3 separate regions of the Homo sapiens genome follow, and regions 2 and 3 are each linked to region 1. The links are chromatin loops, found by intact Hi-C in ENCODE. Cell type or tissue: PC-9. All regions are shown on one strand. Links, peaks and the distances in the headings refer to the core of each region. The heading gives the core; the rest is flanking DNA.

Evidence for each region. A loop is a pair of places that touch in the nucleus more often than their neighbours do. Peaks named below come from ENCODE experiments on the same cell type or tissue, not always from the same donor. Only the 100,000 strongest peaks of a DNase experiment are listed, where the experiment ranks them.
Region 2: it touches region 1 in a loop (3-fold over the local background); 3 of 110 quality-filtered maps call a loop at or near these places.
Region 3: it touches region 1 in a loop (6-fold over the local background); 7 of 110 quality-filtered maps call a loop at or near these places.

What each region holds. Positions count from the first base shown.
Region 1 is chr11:35,081,578-35,086,471 of GRCh38, reverse strand. LOC105376627 (a long non-coding RNA gene) reads right to left here and starts at 3,639. Exons shown (of 4, transcript XR_931194.2): 1 at 1-3,639. RefSeq lists enhancers at 2,942-3,091, 3,442-3,561. In PC-9, for the core only: no CTCF peak of the experiment used is centred there; DNase peaks (open chromatin) are centred at 2,031, 2,621 and 3,941; H3K4me3 peaks cover 1,897 bases; H3K27ac peaks cover 3,062 bases.
Region 2 is chr11:35,294,042-35,298,041 of GRCh38, reverse strand. All of the region lies in intron 6 of SLC1A2 (solute carrier family 1 member 2), which reads left to right. Among named protein-coding and RNA genes, the nearest start is that of SLC1A2-AS1, 14 kb to the right of the region's middle. RefSeq lists an enhancer at 2,135-2,636. In PC-9, for the core only: no CTCF peak of the experiment used is centred there; a DNase peak (open chromatin) is centred at 2,071; H3K27ac peaks cover 1,649 bases.
Region 3 is chr11:35,235,764-35,240,657 of GRCh38, reverse strand. No RefSeq gene overlaps it. Among named protein-coding and RNA genes, the nearest start is that of CD44-AS1, 23 kb to the right of the region's middle. RefSeq lists enhancers at 2,477-2,546, 2,557-2,626. In PC-9, for the core only: CTCF peaks have their summits at 2,127 and 2,331 (motif pointing right); a DNase peak (open chromatin) is centred at 4,537; H3K27ac peaks cover 305 bases.

The DNA of each region.
Region 1 (4,894 bases), core at 449-4,448:
AGAGCCCAGAGAATTTGCAGGCATTGATCAAAGTCACTATGCCAGCTGAAGTCACAGCTGAGATTTAACTGACTTTTGACTGTCACTTCCCCAGTGCCAAGTTCCATACACACTTTAGTCATTTGCTTACATATCTTTTCCAACTTACCATGATGCCCTGAGAGCAGGGACCAGAGGCTTAGAATCCAGTACGGTGCCTCACCTATAGCAAGCCCTAAGTAATATTTGTTAATAATAGTTAATATTTCCAGCATCTACCACAAGGGTAATCTTCATGCTGACCCAAGAAATGGTGCTTTTCCAAAAGCAACTTCTATAACAGACAGAGAACAAAAAGCAAGGCGTTCTATGTGTCAGGCTGCAGACAGCAACTCCCAGTGGACCTCAAGTTATCAAGACCTGTCCACAGTCAGCCTGGGCCAAGCGGCCTCTTCTGCTGACAATATGGTGCTCAGAGAGGAGTAAGGCACTAAGCAGTGCCTGCCAGCCTCCTTCTAGCTCTTGGCCATCTCCTTCAGCAGCTACAGATTTATGTCTATTCAGCAACTAAGGGTCTTAGATGCTTTTTAAGGGCAGGGACCTTCTAATTTATCTGTATATTTTCCACACTTCCTGGGGCCCAGGGTTTGGCTCACATCATGGCAGATGTCCAATGAATGTGTGTTGGCTTGGGCCAACCTCCTATGCAGTCGCCTAGCTGTTGAGCAAAAAGAAAGAAAAATTTACCAGGTATTAAATTGCTAAAAATATACCTTTGGGGGAAGTGTCATGCCTTGTTATTTGTAATTCTTCCTTCGAAAGCTGGAAAAGTGTTGAAAAGAAATCATCATCAAAATGATACTTTTCAACATGTAAAATGTTTGCCCAAGTTTAAAGAACAAAGCTTCAGTCAGTCCTGTCTCTGCAGGAAAATCTCTCATAAGCCACACTTAAGATGTAAATTTTACATTATGCTTGATTTTCCATAATAAACAAGTGCCTTTAAGAGCTGAGGTGTGAAACCCATTTTATACAGAGAGCAAGTTCTAAAGATCGTGATTATATAAAATATATTTATGAGGTGATGTTATACTGAGATCAAAATCAATTTTTCATGTTTTTATGGTTGGAATGGATTCTGAGGAACAGAATGCAATTTTTAAAAAATTGAACTGATAGGAAATCAGAATTGGCTTCATTCATGACAGTTGTGCAAGACCTGCTTAGATTGGAAAGAGGGAGTCACTAGAGGCCATTTGGTCCAGGACCAGAGCTGGCTACATAATGGTGGGACCTAAGTGCAAAGTGAAAATGAGGCCTAGCCATGGCAGATAAGTTAGTTTCTCCTTCCCACAGCCTGTCTCTCCTCAGTCTATCTACAGTGCCCCTACCAAGGGATTGCAACCTCCACACCAGGACACACCTGTAACCTGGATAGGAGTGGGTGAGAAGGCCCCATCCAGTTGCCTTCCAAATATACCACCGTGCTGTCAGCCCAGGGTAGGGACAACACCGCCATGCTCTTTCCCAGGATGCCATGGTGTGCATACCCAGCAGAGCCTCTCCCCACAACTGCTCCCAGGCCCCTGCAGAGGGTGTGGGCAGAATGTTGCCTCCCTGTCTGCCAACCTGACCTAGTAGTCACCCTGAGGGAAGGGTAGCAAGTGTTGTGGAGCAGAGGGTGGGGAGTAGGTAGAGTGGAGCCTGGGACACTAAGGGCCCAAACAGAGGGTGGGTAGGAGGCAGGACCACGAGTGAGCTCCTTTGTCCCATGAGACTCCTCTTACAAAATACACATTGAAAGATAAATTAAGAATTGTGCATTAAACCCCAAGCAAGGCCTTCTGAGCAGAGGTCCCTGTGCAACTGCACTGGTTACCTGCCCATGAATCTAGCCCTGCCTGGGAAACTTGAATAGGTGCTCAGTTTTTCACGTGGGCTTCAATATATGTGTTGGTCACATGCTGAGTGTGCAGTGATTGGTTCAATGCTATATAAGAGCTTAGCCAAATGGGTTTTGTAAGATCCTTGGTGGGATTGCAGGGGGCAGGGTGTGGTTAGGAATGCTTTTATTCTTGTTTCTCTCAAAGCACTTAGAAAGGTGCTTTTGACCATAATGCACTAACAAACATCTCATGAATCATTTAAGTCACAAATTGAGATGCTGAGAGATAAAATATTCTGCTACACATATGTTGAGTTGAACCCCAGTTTTAATTGCTGCAATATAGACTTTCTGACCAAGAACCTTTGAGCATCTCTGGTAGAAGGAGTAACTTCAAGGGGCAACATGGGAGAGGAGAACAAGAGGGAGGTTTCTGAGAAAGATGTTTGCTGGCTCCGAACCTCAGCTCACATCACTAATACATATGCATCATAAAGCAATTTCGATTCTTCAGGGAGAATTAGGTAATGATGTACACTTGGAAATTATAAGAAAAATGGAGCCACGCCTTAAATGTTGTGGTTAAAGACTAGAAACCACAATCTCTCAGCCCCTTACTATGGAGACTCCTTGAATAACAGAATCCTCTCCTGACTCCATGAATAATTGCCTGGAAGAGGGAGCAGGAGATGAGGGCTTTCCATTCAGTACATTTCAAATACCTATCCGGTGGACTCACTGGCTCCCTGCTGTTTGAAATCCTCATGCCAAACGGCTGCTGGGAGAAGTCACGAAGCCATGGATGGAAATAGCCCTGCCCACTGGGAGAAAGAGGATCTTGGAGGGCTTTCTTCTCATCCTCTTACAAATACCAATGAAGCATTTTTGCACCTCTGCCAGTTGCTATGGATACCAAGTGGGGAACACATGTAAACATTCGGCATGCGTGAGACACGCTGAAGTCCGCCAGTGCAAAGGTGGTTCCTCTTCTCCTTAGCTTGTCCCCTTTCTGGCTTAGAGCTGCAGCTTGCAGCCACATCAGTAAGCCCTGTAGTTTCAGGCCTCAGCGTGGCTCATTTTTAAGGAACTCATTTACCATGAGCCACTGGGAAATACCCTGCATTTAGGGTCATGAGACTTGAATTTGAAATACTTTCCTGCTAGTTCTTTAGTAGTAGAAAGTCACTCTACCTTCCTGAGCCTCCACCTTCTTATCTGCAAAATAGGGGAAAGAAAGAGAAGCAACTCATATGGGGAGGAGAGTGAGAACAAACACGACAGTCTTTGTAAAGATGAAAGCACTTGTCATGTTTGGGAGTGCTATTATGTAATTACTGGATGTTCCCAAAGGCTTGTCAAACTGTGGTTGGATTTTGACATTGGCATGTGGAAACGGGCCTGCTCACCTTCAGAATTAGCAGTTAGACCCATTGCTCCCTCTTAAGGTTTGGTGTGGATGCCTCCACCCCACAGAGAGGTTAGAGGAGGAACCCCGACCTTGGGGCTTGCTACTGGCACCTCTCCTCCCAATTTCTCGGGACCTCTAGGCCAACAGAGGCCCCATCTCACAGCCTTGCATCCAAATGAGAGAACAGCTCAGCCGCCAATCTCTTCCTACCTGTGAAAACACCCAGGTGTTTTCTTGTTACATAAATGCACTCTCAAGGTGAAGAAGGCAGCAGATCCAGCAGCAGGAACCTCCCTAAAGAGGCGCAGAGGGCCGGGGAGTGTGTGTGGACAAGCCCTGGTGTGCATTCCAGAGGCAGCCCCTCTCTGGCTAGCTGTGTGGCTTCTTTTGGGGTGTGGGAGGAGGGGCGGAGCCAAGGATTGGGTGTAGTCCTCCCTGGCTGACTGTGGCTGCCACCCACCATTGGAGAGGTCTCAGAAGGTTCCTCCCTATCTCCGTGGTAACCCGACACTGTGCTGTGGTGAGAAGAGGAAACTGCAAACAGAGTTGGCTCCTTCCACCAGACCCGTTCTGGAGTTCTAGATTTCTGCTTGTGGTGTGTCAATCATTCAATCAGACCTAACAGCAACTCCAGATTGCGGCTGTCAGAAGCCGTGGCCTCGCACGCCTTTCCTGGGCAACACCATCAGTCCACCAGGGCAGGCTGGACACATGGAGCCTGCGACTCTCCCCTGCCCAGTCCAGCCCCTGCTCCACTGCTGAGGAGCAGAACTCACCACATAGGAATGTGAGCAGCCAGGATGGGAGGGAGGTGAAGGATGAACGGGGAGCTGGGGCCAAAGAAGAGCCCAGCCAGGTCAAGAATTCCCCCAGTTCTCTTCCTTTGACACTCCACCCTCCAAATCGCACATCTGGAAGGAAAAATGAATCCCATATATATTTCAGAATTTCCATGAAGTTGAGAAGGGAGCACTATGGCATCTTGCAGGTTTTTCTGTTTTGCTTTTATTTTTATTTTTTTTTTTTTTGAGGTGGAGGCTCACTGTGTCACCCAGGCTGGAGTGCAGTGGTGGAATCTTGGCTCACTGCAAGCTCCACCTCCCAGGTTCAAGTGATTCTCCTGCCTCAGCCTCCCGAGTAGCTGGGATCACAGGCGCGCACCACCACACCTGGCTAATTTTTGTATTTTTAGTAGAGACAGGGTTTCACCATGTTGGCCAGAATGGTCTTGAACTCCTGACCTCAAGTGATCCACCTGCCTTGGCCTCCCAGCATCTTGCAGATTTTTGTTTGTTGTGTTTGCTTTGCCAGGAAAAGGAGGAGGTGAAAAGGGAGCCTTGAGGGAGAGAAGACATGATATTGACCATAACAGGTAGGAGGGGCTGGTGGGAGCTGGGAACATTCATTTGTTTAATTAGTCAATATGATGTGAGTAACCACTAAGTACCGAGCTCTGCTTTAAAGATTGAGGGGACAGCAATGAAGACAACAGGCTCCTGACCTCATGGAGCCTCCATTCTAGTGGCAGAGGCAGGCAATAAAAGTCACACATTTATTTATTTGTTTATTTTTTATTATTATACTTTAAGTTCTAGGGTACATGTGCACAATGTGCAGGTTTG
Region 2 (4,000 bases), core at 1-4,000, 210 kb before region 1:
CCTACATCAATTTCTTTTTGACTTCAGACTGGATTGAATCCAGGATCCTCCTATTGCAAGTTGTGTGACTTTAGGCAATTTAGACACTCTAAGCCCCGATATTCTGGTGTGTAAAATGGGATAATTCTAGAATCCAGGCCATAGGTTGCTGTGAGAATTAAGGCTGTGACCAACAGTCATGAAGCACCTTCTTTGTGCTGGGAACTGTCTAAGCACTTTACATGGATTAGTATTATAGTAATAGCTGTTTGCTGTTACCAATATTATCATCAATTCAATCCATATCCTTTGTATCTCTGTGTTCATGAATTCTTTAAGAAACCTGAAAACCCCTTAATTTTTGTATGATTTTCGTATCCTCATTTTCTTAGGTAGTTATTTAAAACATTTTTTTCAAAATTTGAAAAACTTAAACAGAAAGTAAAATGTTTCATAATCTCACCCCTATAAAAACATAAAGTGAGAAGTAAAATCTCTGCCTACTCTTCCAATTCCTTTTTCCAATAAACCACCATCCATCCACACTGTTAAATAAAAAACTATTCAATGACACGTGTTAAAACACAGTAAGGCAGATTTTATTCAGGATCATTGCAATGAGCACAGGGACCACAGCAACGGGATTTTGGAGTGGGGGAGAGAGATTGGGCTCACTTGCAAGTACAACATGGGTAAGTGGGAATTTATAGCCATGGAGCAAGGTGGGGGCAGTGGATGCTCGGGGGTAAGGAGTATTTTGGCTAAACCAACCCCACAGGATTCTAGCTGAAGGCCACAGGGTGACCAAACATCGTCCAGGAGAGGATGAAGAACCTGATCAGATTTGAGGGTGATCAGATTTTGAGGATGGAGGTTCTTGCTAACCTGACTTAGATGAGTTTTTTGCTAAACCGGATTTTATAAGGAAGGTTTAGCAAAGAGCCCAGAAGAGGCCAGAAGAAGGTTCAGACGCCTAACTGAAGTTTGGTCAAACAAAGAATCTTTGTCAATCCATCCATTTTTTTTTTCATTCAATAAATATTCTATTCTGTGCAGGCAATGATTTTAGGTACTGGTGAGATAATGGTGAATAAGACAGAGAAAGGTTCTGGCCCTTGTGGAGCTTACATTCTAGGAAAGGGAGAGAGGGAAAGCCAAAAGGGAGCAAATGGTAGCAAATTGTCTTTGTAGCACTTATTATTAATTCGAATAGTAATAAGTGCCGTGCAATAGCGAGAGATAGTGATGGGGGTAGAAGTGATGGCCCACGTGGTGCTGTCTGGAAAGGTGACCTTTAATGAAGACCTGCAGAGTGAGCCAAGCAACCTGGTGAAGAACTGAGGGGAGAATATTCCAAGAGGAAGAAGTGGCAGGGAAAGCCTTTTGAGGGTCAGAACAAAGGTCTAGAGAGGCTGCAGTGTGGTTGGTGAAAGGGGGCAAAAGGAAGTCAAGTTGGAGAGGTGGGCAGGAGGCAGATCCTCCAGGGTCCTGCAGGCCACCTTGATGGGTTGGAATTTCATTTCCTTGCAAAAGGAAGTCTCTGGAGGAATAATAAACCTGGAGGCTATACTAACTGCTTTTCACTCTGTCTTGATGAAAAGTTCTAATCCACAAATGGTAACTTTTAACAAAAATCACTCTTTGGGTAGCTGGAACTCCTATCCCTAAATGGATTGGGAAAGATGAAGATTTGTGATACTTTCTGAGCACAGACAGCACCTTTCAGCAACTCTTGGAATGTGTGTTTAGGTCTATTGACAAGCTATTGGAAACGTGTGGGACAGAACCAGAGGTGCTCCACAGCAGGGCTGAGAAAGTCCCTCAGCTTACCTCCACTCCAAGTGTCTGTCTCATCATCTGTCCCAGGCCTGAAAGTCCCAAATGAATTATTCCAGTGAGTTAAGACCTCAAAGATCCTGAAGTAGTTGGAGCTAAGGTAAATGGTTTCCAGAAGGTCACCAAGTAATATCTGCGTTTCATCAGTTGCAGTTAAGATTTTTGTTTCTTGAAATACTGGTTTTCAAACAGATCAGAATTACCTGGGGAGCTTGTTTAAAATATAAATGCCCCAAGGCCAGCTCCAGGACATTCTGACTCCATAGGTATGTGGTAAGCCCAGGGAATCCAGGTAAGCTCAGGTAAGCCCAGGGTAAGCCAGGGAATTGTTAACAGGAAGCTGGTGGTTTCTGGCACCTGGACACCGACTGAATTCTAGGTAGCTTGCCTGCTGTAGATGAGTGTGTTTGTGGAGCCCTGTGAGGGGCATCTTAGGCTGGCAAGGGCTGAAAGACAAAGTAGGTGGAGGCTAGAATGGATACAGTAGTAAGAAAAAGACTCCACAGGCCAGTCCTGGATGAATCTGTGGCCCTGAAAACAGAGAACAGGAACAGCCTAAGAACAGCATGGGAGCCATTCCCTCTCCCCAGGCTCTCCAGCCATGTCCTTCTCATGTGGAAAATGGACCAACAATCACTGGGCATTATTTGGCTTCAGAACTCTCCGTGGAGCCCTCAGCCTCTTTATGCACTTTGATTTGTGGTTTTGATTGCTGGCTTCATCTCAGAAGCTTTGAGTGGTGGCCTTGGGTGCTGGGCATTTGCCCATCCTTTTCCATGGAATGTTATTTTCAATTAGGTAATTCATTGATATGGAAACCCAGGAACCCAGAAGTCCCAGTTTCGGAGTGAAGGCCTAAGTTGTTTGTTTTAAAAATGGGTGCAGTTGGTCGGCCACACCTATAATCCTAGTGCTCTGGGAGGCTGATGTGGGAGGTTTGCTTGAGGCTAGGAATTTGAGACCAGCTGAGCAAAATAGTGAGACCTCCTACAAAAATAAAAATAAACAAAAATTAGCTGAGAATGGTGGCAAACACCTGTAGTCTTAGCTACTCAGGAGGCTGAGGTGAAAGGATTGCTTGAGCCCAGGAGGTCAAGGTTACAGCAAGCAATGATGGTGCCACTGAGCTCCAGCCTGGCTAACAGAGCAAGACTCTGTCTCAAAATATAAAAATAAAATAAAAAATAAATAAAATAAAAATAGGCACAAGAAAGTAATGGCCCTGAAAGACTTCATAGAACAAACGTTCTTACCTTCTTCTACTTAATGCTCATCCTATTCCCAGAGATCAAGGTGTTTGGATTAGCAAGGGCTTCTTCTTGCCATATTTATAAACCCTAACACTTCACTTTCTGGCCTTTGATTAACACTCTCCATTTACAATGGGAGCTCATGCTTTTCTCAGCTGGCTAAGTGCCCCAGAGGTAAACTGTTACCTCTCTCTAGTCCATCTGTCTGTGGCCCAAATGCATTCTCCAGGAGACTCTATAGCTAGTCTTTTTTTGGCAAAGAGCCTTGAAAGCATTTTCTCTCCATTCTACAAATTGCTCGTCCCAGGAGAGAAGGAAAATTGAATGGCACCCCAAACAGCTTATATTTGTATTTTTCTGGACATCTTTAAAGGGTGCTTGGTGCTTGGGAAAGAATTGATCTCTTGTTTTATGAAGATAAATGCTTTTTGGCTTTATAGGAAGGTTCATTCTGCTTATTTACAGTCTCAATGAATGAAGTGCTGGTCCCTGAGACTACCTTGATAATTTATAAGATGTGACTATGGACACACCAGCAGAATATAAAATGGCGGGAGAGCTAAGGGTTTAATGACATGAGCACAGGTTTGTCTCAGACTCCCTAATGTCTAGGGAAGCAGTCCTCAGACTTGACCAGCCTGCACCCCACGGAAAGGAAAAGTAGGACCTTCAGGCTAGATTCTCATATGGGAAGAGAGCAGCTATGCTAATGTTAGTTTAACTAATTTGTGTCAGTTACAGATCAGTTCCTTCAGGATTAGGTTCCTCTTGAGAGAATATGTTGCTATAAAATCATCTTGCAATTGGGTATCCCATGAGATGTTCTAGAAAGCATCACTAACTCAGGCTTACTAAGCATGAGTGATGAGAGGACATGGGGTACATGTGTGAAAACAGAACCTACAAGGAATGCCTTTGTCGGGACTCAGAGAATT
Region 3 (4,894 bases), core at 540-4,539, 150 kb before region 1:
GCTGGAGTTAAGTGGCGCTATCTCGCTCACTGCAAGCTCCGCATTCCAGCTTCAAGCAATTCTCGTGCCTCAGCCTCCCAAGTCGCTGGAAATACAGATGTGCACCACCATGCCTAGCTAGTTTTTGTATATTTAGTGGAGATGGTGTTTTGCCATGTTTGCCAGGCTGGTCTCGAACTCCTCGCCTCAAGTAATCCACCTGCCTCGGCCTCCCAGAGTGTTGGGATTATAGGTGTGAGCCGCCGTGTCCATCCCTTCTTTTAATTCTTGTCCCTCATCTTTCTTCCTTTAACCCCATCTATCTCTGGCGTCCCCACAACCTTCCCTTTCTCCTTATAATCACAACCCCTTCCCACAGAAATACAGATAGCCTCCAACTTAATGATGGTTTGACTTAAATTTTTTTGACTTTATGATGGGCTTATGCCAGTATTAAATGCATTCTTGACTTCTTATGATGTGTTATAGGAATATGGCCCCATTGTAAGTCCAAGAGCCTCTGTAACCAGCTCATGCCTGTCTCAGCTTTTTCGGTCCCCTCAGCTTTCCTAGCCTTCCACGTTGGATGCCAACTGCTTTTGTCCTCCTTCAAGTGATAGTTGCTCCACTGGGAGAAGGGATAACTTGAGTCCACAAGGGTGAGAGCTTGTCTCTGGGAGCTTGGCGGTGGGGAGGCGGGGGTGGAGAGGGGAGTGGTGGGCAGCATCAAAAAGATACTACCACACTGGGTTTCCCCTGGGTTACCTAAAATCAAGCACATCTCACCACCTCCAGGATTAATTTCTTTCAGAAACTCTCTGTTCTAACCTGTATGACATAAACCATTTTCTCCTACTCATTTTGACACTCTTACTAGCAGAATTAAATACCCTGGACTTATTATGCTAAAAGAGCATTCTCCCACCTTGCCTCTGAGATAGTTTATCAGACACCTCATTGTTATTTGACAATAAAGAATATCTTGTCCAAGTCGTACTTCCCTAAACCCTGGAGGCAGAGGGGAAGTCTCAGTTCATTCAGTCACAATGATAAGACTTAAAATGTAATCCCTTTGTGTGGTTCATCAACGAGATTAGATGATATTTTTTGGAACAGAAAACATTTCTAGCATAAAATTTCTGGGAATAAAGAATTTTCTAGAAAATGGATGTCTTATTGTCTACCTTTCTACAGAAATGAAGTAGACAATTACTTTTGTATTTTTAATGTTGAATTCTTTTTAAGGAACAATAAAAGGCAGAAAATAAGCCAGTCTCTTGTTTGAGTAGTCCTAGATTCTTTTAGGAAATTTCTTTAGCCAAGAGCTTCTTTGTAAATGAAAACTGAGAACCAAAGTTTGGCATATTATTAAACTTTTCCTCAAACATCAAATGAACAAGTAATCTGTGCCACACTTAGAATCAACTAATAGACATAAAGTGATTTACAGTCCCCAATAATTTTGACACTTGTTTAATAGCTCACTAATTTTGATGCCAGCCTTCTTTAAGAACTGAAATGAAAACTATTCCTGTTAAAAGAGTCAGTATGTTCAGGCAGAAGCAGTGTGGCATAGGAGTTAAGAGAGCATGTTCTAGGTCTGGGCTGTTTACATTGGCAGACTGCTCTGCCAGTTACTAGCAGAGTGACTATGCTTCCTCTGCCTTAGTTTCCCCATCTGTAGATGCAACATAATATGGTACTTCATCTCACAAGGTTGTGCAGAGTATCATTTCCGTTTTCTTATTTTAGCATGTCTGTACCAGGCACTGTTTTAAGATCTTTCAGGTATTATCTTGTTTAGTTCTGATAACTCTGTAAGCTATGTTCTACGATTACCTGTTAAACCACAGAGAGGTTAAATAACTTAATTTAGTTAACACATGCAACATGCTTAAGACAGTGCCCAAGTAGATAGCAAATGCTCAATTTCAGCCATTATAGATCAATATTCTATCTATCCCTCTGTCATAGCAGGTTCTTGGCTACAATTATCTGTGTCCTTCAGACAAGGATCTGTAGCGCAGCAATGGCGCAATGCCTGGCATATAGTAGATATTCAGTAAATGACGTTTAAATTGCAACTAATGAATGTTTCCTTCTTTTCATGATCTATAAATCCTTTTCAAAACACAAAATGTAGTTTAAAAAGAAAACGTGGACCATCAGTTATTCCCCAACCGTTTGTCCCAACTCAGGCAACCCAGTTCCATTCCCATTCCCACTCCCCACTAAGCCTTGAGTGCAAGGATGCCCACCTTCACCCTCTTCTTTCTGGTTTTACCTTGAGGATTCGAGAACGGAAGTCAGGCGGAAGGACTCAGTTTCTACGAAGACAAAGGGCATGTTGTAAAGCATCCACTAGGGGGCGCATTATCAACAGGGCAGAGAAGGCCAACAAGATGGTTGAAAACGAAGTTTCTGCAAAGGACGTGAACCTTGATGGGAAAATTTTCATTACTCTCATCCTTGGCTTGACAGATGAACACATTGCACTTTTCTCAGTCAGCTTTTACACAAAGGTCTAAATTTTGTCCAAGGGGGAAGTGATCTAAAACAGGGAGTCGGAGGTCCCTTGCCTATTGAGAGAGGTCCCAGCTTGCCACTGCCCTGAGGGAGAGTACAGCGCAGCCAATGACTCTGCTGCCCAGACCAGACTTTGTAGTTCTGAGTTGCTGTGCCTCCAAGCCCAGTGAAAGGGATTGAGAGAGTGGAAGAGAAGTAAAGTGTGGCCAAGACAACTTGCCCTGGAAGTGCAGCCAGCAAAACCCATTGAGGTTTGGAAGAGAGATGCTGTCCTTATTGAGACGCTTTTGAGTTTACTTTATACTTATTATGATTTAAATATCTGCTATATGCATAGACAGTCCTTATTAAATAGCTACTAACTTTCTTTCAGAACAATTGTTTGAAATCTTACTCTTCTTTGCATCCCTCTGACAGTTTACCCCTCTGACAGCTTTTCTTCACATTTCTCTCTTCATTTCTTAATGAGATTTAAAGAATCCTAGAAGAGGCGAAAATAAAAAGTAAATCTCTCACTGAACTCTAGTAACCCAAGCTGAAATTTGAAGCCCTTAGCCTTTATTATTGAAAACCTGTCTCTCCACTTCTGCATGGGTGAGTTCCCAAGGTCAAGGATCTTCAGAATCTCCAGAGCTAGGCCCTTGAAATTTCAATCTCATTTCTTCTCTCTCCCTATCTAGGGGTCACCTTGAAGGTTGGCTCTGGCAGAGCCTTTGTGTTATAGATGTTGGCAATAATAAACCTGCATATTCCACCCTTCCCCAGAAAACAGGAGTGGGAATCTCTTCTTCTTTTTGATACTATTTGGAAATCTTAGGGTGGGAGAGGGTAGGCTTTTCAGACCCCAGTGCTTAAAAGGGTTTGGGAGAGGTTCAGAAATTTTTGGAACACCTCTGACTTCTCCCAAATCATGGTTCATATTCTTTCTAGACCCCTACTGTGTATTCACACAAAAGTGATTAAGATAGCAGAAATGAGGGAAGGAAACCTATATGCGTCTACTATATTCCATCATTTTACAGATATTATCTCATTTAACCCCCCAGCATTCTTTCCGGTAGAGATTATTATTCCTGCTTTACCGATGAGGAAACCGAGGCACAGAACTGTTCAATAATTCGTGTAAGGTTATACATAAGTAAATGGCAGAGGTTGAATTTGAACTGAGAGTCTTGTTTTAAATATCACCTTTTAAAAGCTAAACCTTAGCCTCCTCTTCTGAGGTTTATTATTCCTCTTTCGGGAGAGAGGAAGGAGGAAGTGGTTTAGACAAGACTTCTGGAAAACAGTAGTCACCACGTAATGAGATCAGCAGTCTGGAAGCCTAATGGGGCAGGATTGAGGAGCCGGGTTATGGGCGGCCCTGACAGGCAAACTACTGGTGTTCAAGACCAGGTGTCAACACAGGCAAGAAATGGGGCTTGAGGCCAGGATGCCCAGCCAGACTTTCTTCTCCACTGAGCCTTTGCCCCGGGCATCACAGCAAAAATCACATTTACACATGACTGATTCTTCCCTTTCCAATAAGCACAGCATCTATGAAGTTGTTTATGGTTTCCTAAATTAATTCCATTGCCAATGTGGTCTAAATGGTGAGTGTACTCATCCCCAAATCTTTTCAGTGGTTTCTGAAAGCCTCCTTTGGCTCCACCAGGCACAGGGAGCTCTGGAATACTGACCTGGTTTGCAACATTTGGAGATGATGTCTTAACTTCAGCAAATTCAGTTTACCAAACTTCTGACAATAGACAATTCAGGCATGTTAAGCCAGAGACTTTGGAGAGAGCTGAGCTCTATCCCTGGTTCTACCACTTTCTACTTACCTGGTTTGGGGGACCATAATGAATTTCTCCGTACCCTCACACCTCATCATATAGTAGAACAGACAGGTTCATGGGCGGATTAATGAAATTGCAAAGTAAGAACTACAATGACATATGGACAAGGTAAGAGTTATACCCACAGAGGGGAAAATGAGCTCATCCTGGATAGGGGTGGGGCAAGACAACTTCCTGGAGGTGACGATCAAAGCCTTGGGTGGATGCCCAACTTTGGTTAACCTACAGCCACAACCTAGATGGCCAAGATTTAATCAACGAATGCCAGTTATTAGCTTCCTGGACTCCCTGCTTGTTAGCCTTGCTTTGAAAGCAAAAACCTTTCAACTAAAATTGAAGGGCTTTCTTCATGGGGAGCTTCAGATTCTGAAATAATCTGTCTCCAGCCACTGTAAGTTAATAGCAATTCACACTTAAAAGTTGGTTAGAGTTCAGAACATTGGAGGAAATGGTGAAGGAAGAAGTTAAGTACCTACTGTGCATATGTGGGTGATGGCAGGTAGGAATTAATATTTTTGAGGACCTAATATACCCCAGCACTGACACGTACT